2 separate regions of the Homo sapiens genome follow, and region 2 is linked to region 1. Evidence: chromatin loops called from intact Hi-C (ENCODE). Cell type or tissue: dorsolateral prefrontal cortex. All regions are shown on one strand.

What was found. Peaks named below come from ENCODE experiments on the same cell type or tissue, not always from the same donor. Only the 100,000 strongest peaks of a DNase experiment are listed, where the experiment ranks them.
Region 2: a loop joins it to region 1, with 4 times the contacts of the local background. A loop is called at or near these places in 4 of 110 quality-filtered maps.

Annotation. Positions count from the first base shown.
Region 1 is chr7:154,589,637-154,593,636 of GRCh38, reverse strand. All of the region lies in intron 5 of DPP6 (dipeptidyl peptidase like 6), which reads right to left. Among named protein-coding and RNA genes, the nearest start is that of PAXIP1-AS2, 340 kb to the left of the region's middle. In dorsolateral prefrontal cortex, no CTCF peak of the experiment used is centred here; a DNase peak (open chromatin) is centred at 1,886; H3K4me3 peaks cover 668 bases; H3K27ac peaks cover 2,855 bases.
Region 2 is chr7:154,779,506-154,783,505 of GRCh38, reverse strand. The region is part of intron 10 of DPP6 (dipeptidyl peptidase like 6); the gene reads right to left. Among named protein-coding and RNA genes, the nearest start is that of PAXIP1-AS2, 150 kb to the left of the region's middle. RefSeq lists an enhancer at 1-471. In dorsolateral prefrontal cortex, a CTCF peak has its summit at 1,722; DNase peaks (open chromatin) are centred at 1,377 and 1,679; H3K4me3 peaks cover 900 bases; H3K27ac peaks cover 4,000 bases.

The sequences.
Region 1 (4,000 bases):
GTTCTTCTGAGTACGTGATGCATTTTTTCATCCTATGTAGATACACATTGGTGGCAACCAGGTCAAAGAGAGGATTTTTTCTTTTAATGTGCATGTCCTAAGATTCTGAATAAAGAGCTTGCCAGAGTTGATAATCAATAGTCCAACATCCAAGTGAGGCCAATTCATAATTTGAACAGCACAGTGTAAGAGTGCAATCTAACTCTTAAGGTAAAATCCCATCTGTTTGGTTTTTCAAAGATTCGTAGAAAAGAAAGTAAGCTCTCTGTGATCCTAGGAAGGTAGCTTTCCTGCTCTCAGAATTATTAACCATGCAAAATGCACGATTATTCAGTCAAGATGTGTGCTGTTCTGCCTCCTCCTACCAAGGAAATCAGAATCTAGCTGGACCGGAGCTATTAATCCCCAGTTCTCACAGAGTGCGGTAAACTGCATTTATGCCTGATGTAAATACGGTCGTTGGTAGGGCAATGCTGATGAATGTGATGAACACCTGTTAGGTGCCCTCACAGGGCATCCTACCCTGCTGTGATGATATTACACAATTAACGTGGGGCCTGGGAAGCTGATGGCCTGTGTTCCTTCCCATCCCAGCTCCATTCCAGCCTCCTGCTTGTCCCATGACAGCTCCGGCCCGCAGCCTGGGTGACGCCTGCAAGGATTACCAGGTGTTTCTGCTGTTTCTTCAACAGCCTTCAGCCAGCCTGCCAAATGGGGTATTAGTTGTGTTCCCCCTCCTCTGTTGCTCAGTTTGCGAGGCTGTATTGAGGGTGGTTTGGTAACAGAGGAAGCAAGATCAGCTGGGGAAAAAGTGGCTGTGAGCCTGCCCCTGTGTGTAGTTTTCCCGGATGACATGTTCAAACATCACTCCGTTTGCTCATCCTGGACATCATGCACTGTAGCCACGCTGGCCTGCTCCCTGTCCCTCCACCCTGAGACCCCTCCTCGGATCACAGGACCTTGTCCTGCGTCTGCTGGGCCACTGCTTCCATGCCGTCCCTGCCGTCCCTGCCGTCCTCCCCCAGACACTCCCCTTTGCTCCCTGTCCTTTACCTTACGTCACTTTCCTGTGGAGCACGTGTCCTGCCTGACACATGATAAACACATCTATTTATGCACGGTCTTTCCAGCAGGATGTAAGATCCACGAGCGCAGGGGCTTCCCCGGCTCTGTCCACCACAGTATTCCCTGTGCCTGCGAGAGCGCCTGGTGCATGTTCAGGGCTGAGTAAGTCAGCACTGGATAAACGGATGCGTATTGGCAGGAGGGAATCAAAAGGCTGACATTTCATGTGTTCATGGCATTAGTTTGGTAATATGTTTTAAATGCATCTTCTTTCTTCTTCTTCTTCCATTTCCTTCTCTCCCTGAGTCAAGATAAGCAGTGTCTTAAGCCAGAAAGGACATGTGGACCAGTCAAGCCTTACTCTGGCCCACATCTGCTGGCTAGCTGGGGCACCGATGATGGCGCCGTTGATCCAGAGGTGGGATAACAGCAGATCCTGTCATCAGATCTCAAAGTCCATCTGTAGCTGGGACTGAGGGGCCACTGGAGCTGGGTGCCTGCGAAAGCAAAGGGAGCCTGGCCCCTGCCCATCCCCACTAGATTCCCGTCTTCCTACGCAGGTGGCACCACTGCAGTAGCCGCCCCTGTTCTACCATCTCACCAGGCCCTTGTCTGTACCAGCAGAGAGCACAGGCCCTGGAGGCAGGGCACCCATGTCCTCATCCTGCTCCCTTCAGACTCGCTCTGTGACCCTGAACACAGACGCACAGTCTAGCATTCCTTGAACCTCAAATTCTATTCGCAGGCTCATGCCTTTTGGAACCTGTCCATGGTGGGATGGCCTTTTCCCCTAAAGAAACCCAGCCAGGGCCTGCAGCTGGCGATGCATTTGGCAGCTGTGGTCTCCTCTGCTGGATCAGGGCCTGAGGCTGTTTATATTTAGACAGTGGAAATGCTGCTGAAACAGCATAGCTCTTAATCTTGATAGTTTCACTCCCAGCATGCAGCTGGGCGGGACCCATGGATCTGAGGAACTGCACGCCCCCTGTTCCTGTCTCCTTCCAGACTTTAATTATCTCACTCTCTACCCAAAGAAAAGCCACTGAGAAATAATGACAGTAAGTCCTCCTGGGATCATGATCATTATCACTACCATAATTATCCCTGGCATCAGCACCATAATTAGCAGGTTTTCATCATCGTCCTTGTTACTGCTGTTTTCTTCTTCATCATCCTCATCCTCCTCATGACCACCAGCACTGTCACAACTCTCATCCTCACCATCAGTTACTCATCATTAGGGCTAGACCCATGATTTGACTCCGTCTTAAATCTCTAGCAAGAGCTCATTTCCTGTACCAAAAGCCTGCAATTGAAGAACTCACCATGGGCATATGTTGTGGGTGAATTAAAGAATCAGAGGGGGAAACGTGTGGCTGTCCTTCCAGATTCTAGCCATTGGGCTCTCCTCCCTCTTCTCCAGTGGCCCTTGTGGCCTCGTCTTTGCACCACCGGTCTATAACCTCAATGCCAACAACAAATGCCAAGATGCTTAAAGGAAGGCACAACTCATCACAGGTTGATTTTGCTCCCTAGTCTAAGCTTGCTTCCCTCACTACTGTAACCCAGCACAGTGCCATGTCCACACTTCTTGGTTCACCACGCCCATCACTGTGGTCCAGTGGGTGACACTGACTGTGGCCATCTCATTCCTTGTCGAGGCCATCATTATGGGCTGAGATACAGTGGATCACTTACTCGCAGAATATATTTTTTGGTTTGAGTAAAAAATAGTATCGGCTGGGCGTGGTGGCTCATGCCTGTAATTTCAGCACTTTGGGAGGCCAAGGTGAGCGGATCACCTGAGGTCGGGAGTTCGAGACCAGCCTGACCAACATGGAGAAACCCCGTCTCTACTAAACATACAAAATTAGCCGGGTGTGGTGGCACATGCCTGTAATCCCAGCTACTCGAGAGGCTGAGGCAGGAGAATTGTTTGAACCTGGGAGGTGGAGGTTTCAGTGAGCCACGATTGAGCCATTGCACTCCAGCCTGGGCAACAAGAGTTAAACTCCATATCAAACAACAGCAACAAAAAAATAGTATCTACCTTATTAGTAAACAAAGGCATATTTTTTAGCTTAGCTCTTCTACTTCAAATGCAAACATAACACGGACCTACCCGCTGCTGAGAACGCATTAAATGTTACAATACTGAGAGGTTCTAAAAAGACACTAGAAATTATGTGTAAGGCTGTAGGAGATGTAAAAGCATAAAAAAATAAGTTTCAGAAGACCAGGTTGTAATTTTTGAATAATAAAAAATAGATTTCGATGTACAGGTTGGTTTTGCATCATCTCTACCCCAAGGTGCTTTCTTGGGATTGAAACGGCTAGAGATGCTCCCCTGGGCCATTCTGCCAAACAAGTGACCATCCCTGCTATCACTGCAGGGTCATCTGCCTTGCTTTGTACATCTTATTATAATAAACTAGTGGTACCCGAGAGCAAATCGGTTTGTGTTTTTCCCAACTGGGAAACAGGTGGGGATGTGGTTATTAAAGAAAATACGACCTTGCTTGGTCCTATCCTCTGCATCCCCTCTTCCCATCCACAGTCATAAAACCAAAAACCTCAGCTTATAAAGAAGACAAGAGGATTAGCTAGGATGAGGTTTATGTGAAGAATTAAAATCACATATTCATTCACTAATTTACTCAATCGATTACTTCCGTCATTACTTCAGATATCTAATGAGGTGAATGAAGGGTGACCATGCTGTTACGAAGTCCGGAGACAGAAAGGAGTCCAGAGGCATGATCTGAAACACTTGTTCGGCTGGGCCAAAGAAGGCTAAAGATGTGGATAGGAGAGCTGTCTGCAAATATCTGAAGGTCGTTAAATATTCAGCATTGCTTTAGAACTGTACTGCCCAATAGGGTAGCCACTAGCTACATATGGCCTATGTAATTTTAAGTTGATTACAATTAAAGAA
Region 2 (4,000 bases), 190 kb before region 1:
CCACTGCTCAGCGAGCCGCAATAATGCCACACGCCACTGACCCGCGCTGCTCCCTGTAAACCTGTTGGTGTCTGCATGGGTGACACATCTCGTGTCATACAGGGACATCATTGGCACCACCATGACTGTACTCAGAAGGCACTGCTGCCTAGAAGGAAGCACGGGCAGAGACGAGAGAAGACCCTGCCCGTCCTGTGTGAGCTGTCCTGATTTCGCAGCAATCACAGGCAGTGTTGTCACCCTCGCCCAGGGAGGTCAGGCCACCCAGAGAGAGCAGGACAGCTATGGGGATGCGAGGCCTTTGTGGCAAAGTCAGGCAAAGTCCATGCAATTAGGGGAGAAAGCAGGTGGTGGAAACAGCCTCTACCCCCATCTCTAAGGAGGCAAGTCAGGTTCTGACAGTGTGGTTCCTGTACCAGCAGCCCCTGGGAAGGTGTTAGGAACCGCATGTCCCAGCACTTTGGGAGGCCGAGGTGGGTGGATCACCTGAGGTCGGGAGTTCGAGACCAGCCTGGCCAGCATGGTGGAACCCCGTCTCTACTAAATATACAAAAATTAGCCAGGCCTAGTGGCAGTTGCCTATAATCCCAGCTATTCAGGGGGCTGAGGCAGGAGAATTGCTTGAACCCGGGAGGCGGAGGTTGCAGTGAGCCGAGATCATGCCACTGCACTCCAACCTGGGCGACAGAGCGAGGCTCTGTCTCAAAAAATAATAATAATAAAAAAGAAAAAGAAATGCAAACTCCCAAGCCTCACCCTAGACCCTCTGAATCTGAAACTCTGGGGGTGGGGACAAGCACTTCCTGGCTTAACAAGGCCCTAGGTGATTCCAGTGCCAGCTCGAGTGGAGAACTACTGATTGGAGACGAGCGATCCTCTGTCTGGCAGTGGGCGACCACATGAGAATAACTCCAAGCGCTATTTAACTATAGATCTCCATTTCCAAATCTGCCCTTACTAAATATTCTTTGAATGGGTAAATGTATTGGTAGGCAGGTAAAGTGCTTCAGAATAAAGAGAAATTTGGTAGCAGTTAAAGGAGAGGAGAAAATAGGATTTGAAGTGGAATCATTTTTTAACATAAGGCTGGAGCTGAGTGCTAAAAGACGCAATAATCTATCTGCCAAGATGAAGAGAGATATTGAAGCATTTTGATAATCACAGAAAATAGATGGTCATATTTTAATAATCAAAATTCCATTTTAAAAAGAGCATGATACCAAAATATGAACAGGAAGCGAAGATAGCTGGAAGAAATGCTACCAAATTTCTCTTTATTCTAAAGCACTATATCTGCCTACCAATGCACTGATGCATCCAAGCGCATCTAGTCAGGGCTTGGCATGTGGGAGACACGGTTCTAGGTGCGGACGGTGCAGAGATGGGCAAGCCACTAACTTCAGCACAGGGTGGGGACTGCCATGGATTACGTGGGGGAGCACATGCAATGGCACAGCCTGGCTGAGGAAACGTTATTACATTCCATGAGTCCTAGGCCAAAGGTGCCTTCAAATCAGAATATAGTGACTCTTCCTGGTGAGAAGCATATCAATTTTTTATTAGTCCATTTGTTTGCCATAAAATATTAATAGAGCATTGTCTCCGTCACAAGGATTAATGTGCTGTGATACTTCTTTGTGTTGCAAATCCTGGCAAATGTTCTGACAGTTGTGTGGCAGTAAAGGGCGAGGGGAACAAAGCTGGTTTATCTCATGAAATAAAGGGCCCACAGTTAACTCTGGTATTTTTTTAGCAATGTTTATCCCATGGATTGAGCAGGGGTACAAAAATGTTATGAGAGAGGACATTTTAAAAGATGATGTGCTTTAATAGAGGGCACCGCTGAGCAAACTGAAACGACCCTAAATACCAAGCGCTGCTCTACTAAAGTGTACAGTTCCACATTTGAGTATGCTCTCGGGCAGCCATGCAGTTGCATAAAAACATCTGCCGGCAGAGTGCCTTCTACAACACAGAAAAGTGACGACTTAAGACAAATTACTATTTGGTGTCTGTTTCCATAATTTCACTTTCCATGTAGGAATAGACCATGCTGCCTGTCCCTTCCATCTCAAGGGCTGGCTATAATGCAGGGCCAGCTGTCAGGATGAGGGAGAACGAAGTGAGAGGGGGTCACAGAGAACGCGCCTTAGGGACTGCGGCATCCTTTTTCAACAATTTAATGCTGTGAACATGAAGACACCCAGTGAATAGGAGTGGTGGGGGTAAAGCCATGTTGTCCTTTTCCCAGCCATTCATTTTCACACACTCAGCACCCATCTATCTATTTGTCCATCAGTCTGTCCATCCATCCATCCATCCATCTACTGTTCATTCCTCTCACCCATCCATATATCCATCAACCATTTTTCCATCCATTCATCTATCCACCCATTCATCCATCATCCCTCTATCCATTAATTCATCCAACTGTCCATCATCCATCCATCCACCCATCCATATATTCATCATCCATCTATCCGTCCATCCACCCATCATCCATCCATTCACTCATCCATCAACCATCCATCTATTCATCCACCCATCCATTCATTATCCATCTATCCACCTATTCATCTATCTATCCCCTTACCCATCCATCATGCATTTATCTATTCATAATCCATCCCTCCACCCACCCAACCATCACCCATCCATCTATTCATCACCCACCTACCCACCCATGGACTCAACCTGTTTCCTCAATATTTGCTCATGCCTCAATGCATGTTAACACATTTAAAAACATGATGCTAGGTAAATTTTGCCAAGTCTCATTTTCCTGCAGATGCCATGAAATCCATGTACTGAATTTGCTACTTGTGGTCCACGGGAAGAAACTGCGGATGTCACTTACACCCTTGGAGTTTACCAGCACTGGCTCACCAGCCCAGTGACTCTGCCTTGGCAAACCTTGTCCAGTGTTTCAGTGTTTTACTGACAATTTCAGATGTCAAGACTGTTTTGCTAGCTGGAAGATATGGCTAAGGTGTTTTATTGATGAGGATGGCGACGCAGAATCCCATTTTATTTTTCTGATGTCTCCTGCTCATTATAAGCCTGCCAACCAACCAATCATTCCCTGCATTTACAGCATCTTCAGAACAATCCAGCTGCCCTTTCAAACACAGGCCATGACAATGTAAAATGTACTTTCTTCACCAGAAACTTATTATTCTGACAGCTGTGACTCAGATTTCCAGCCTCCTACAGCACTGAACATTTTTATTAATGATCCCATGATCAACAGGAACTTTGTGAATTTCCTTTTCAGCACATCAGTAAAGATCCGGCATTTCTCTAGTCTGGAGCTTCTCCATTACCCTAGTCACTGGGAATGGCTTCTCACCCTAATGAATAACAAAGACCCTGCCCTGGTCTGATTCTGAAAGCACAAGGCTGTAAACAAAGCTGTCTGCTGGAGCCAATCTCCTTGAACTGGTGCCCCCTAAGATGAATCCATTTGAGTATTTAGGTAGCCAGATGATTTCTTTAACACACAAGGTGAAAACAGAGATAGGACTACAGGTGAGGGGAACAGAGCACATTTGTGAAATTGTAATTTACATCCAGACCACGTCCAAAAAAAATTGGAACACAAATTCAGATAAAATAATATATCTTCCCAGACAAAAGAGAGGTTAGGACTATGTTTAGGTAAGATGGCAGACTCAGGGATGGGGTGGAACTGGGGGTTGGGCATAGCTATAATTTGTAAAATGCTGCTGCTGAGAAGGGCTTCTCTGCCTTGGCCACACTTAGGAATCACCTGAAGATGTCTGAACAACCCCAACATCCAGATGGACCACAGCCTGAGGGAGGAAAGCAGGAAGAACAGAGATTTTGCCAGCAAACCCTCCAAATGAGCTTTGTGCCACCTGAAAGTTCAAGCACAAAGGGAAATACAGTAGGCGTGACAGCTCTTAAACAATGCTGAGCAATAGCTCTGGTGACGGAAGACTCGTGCTCAAGTCCTGGTTCTACTACTAATTAAAAGTGC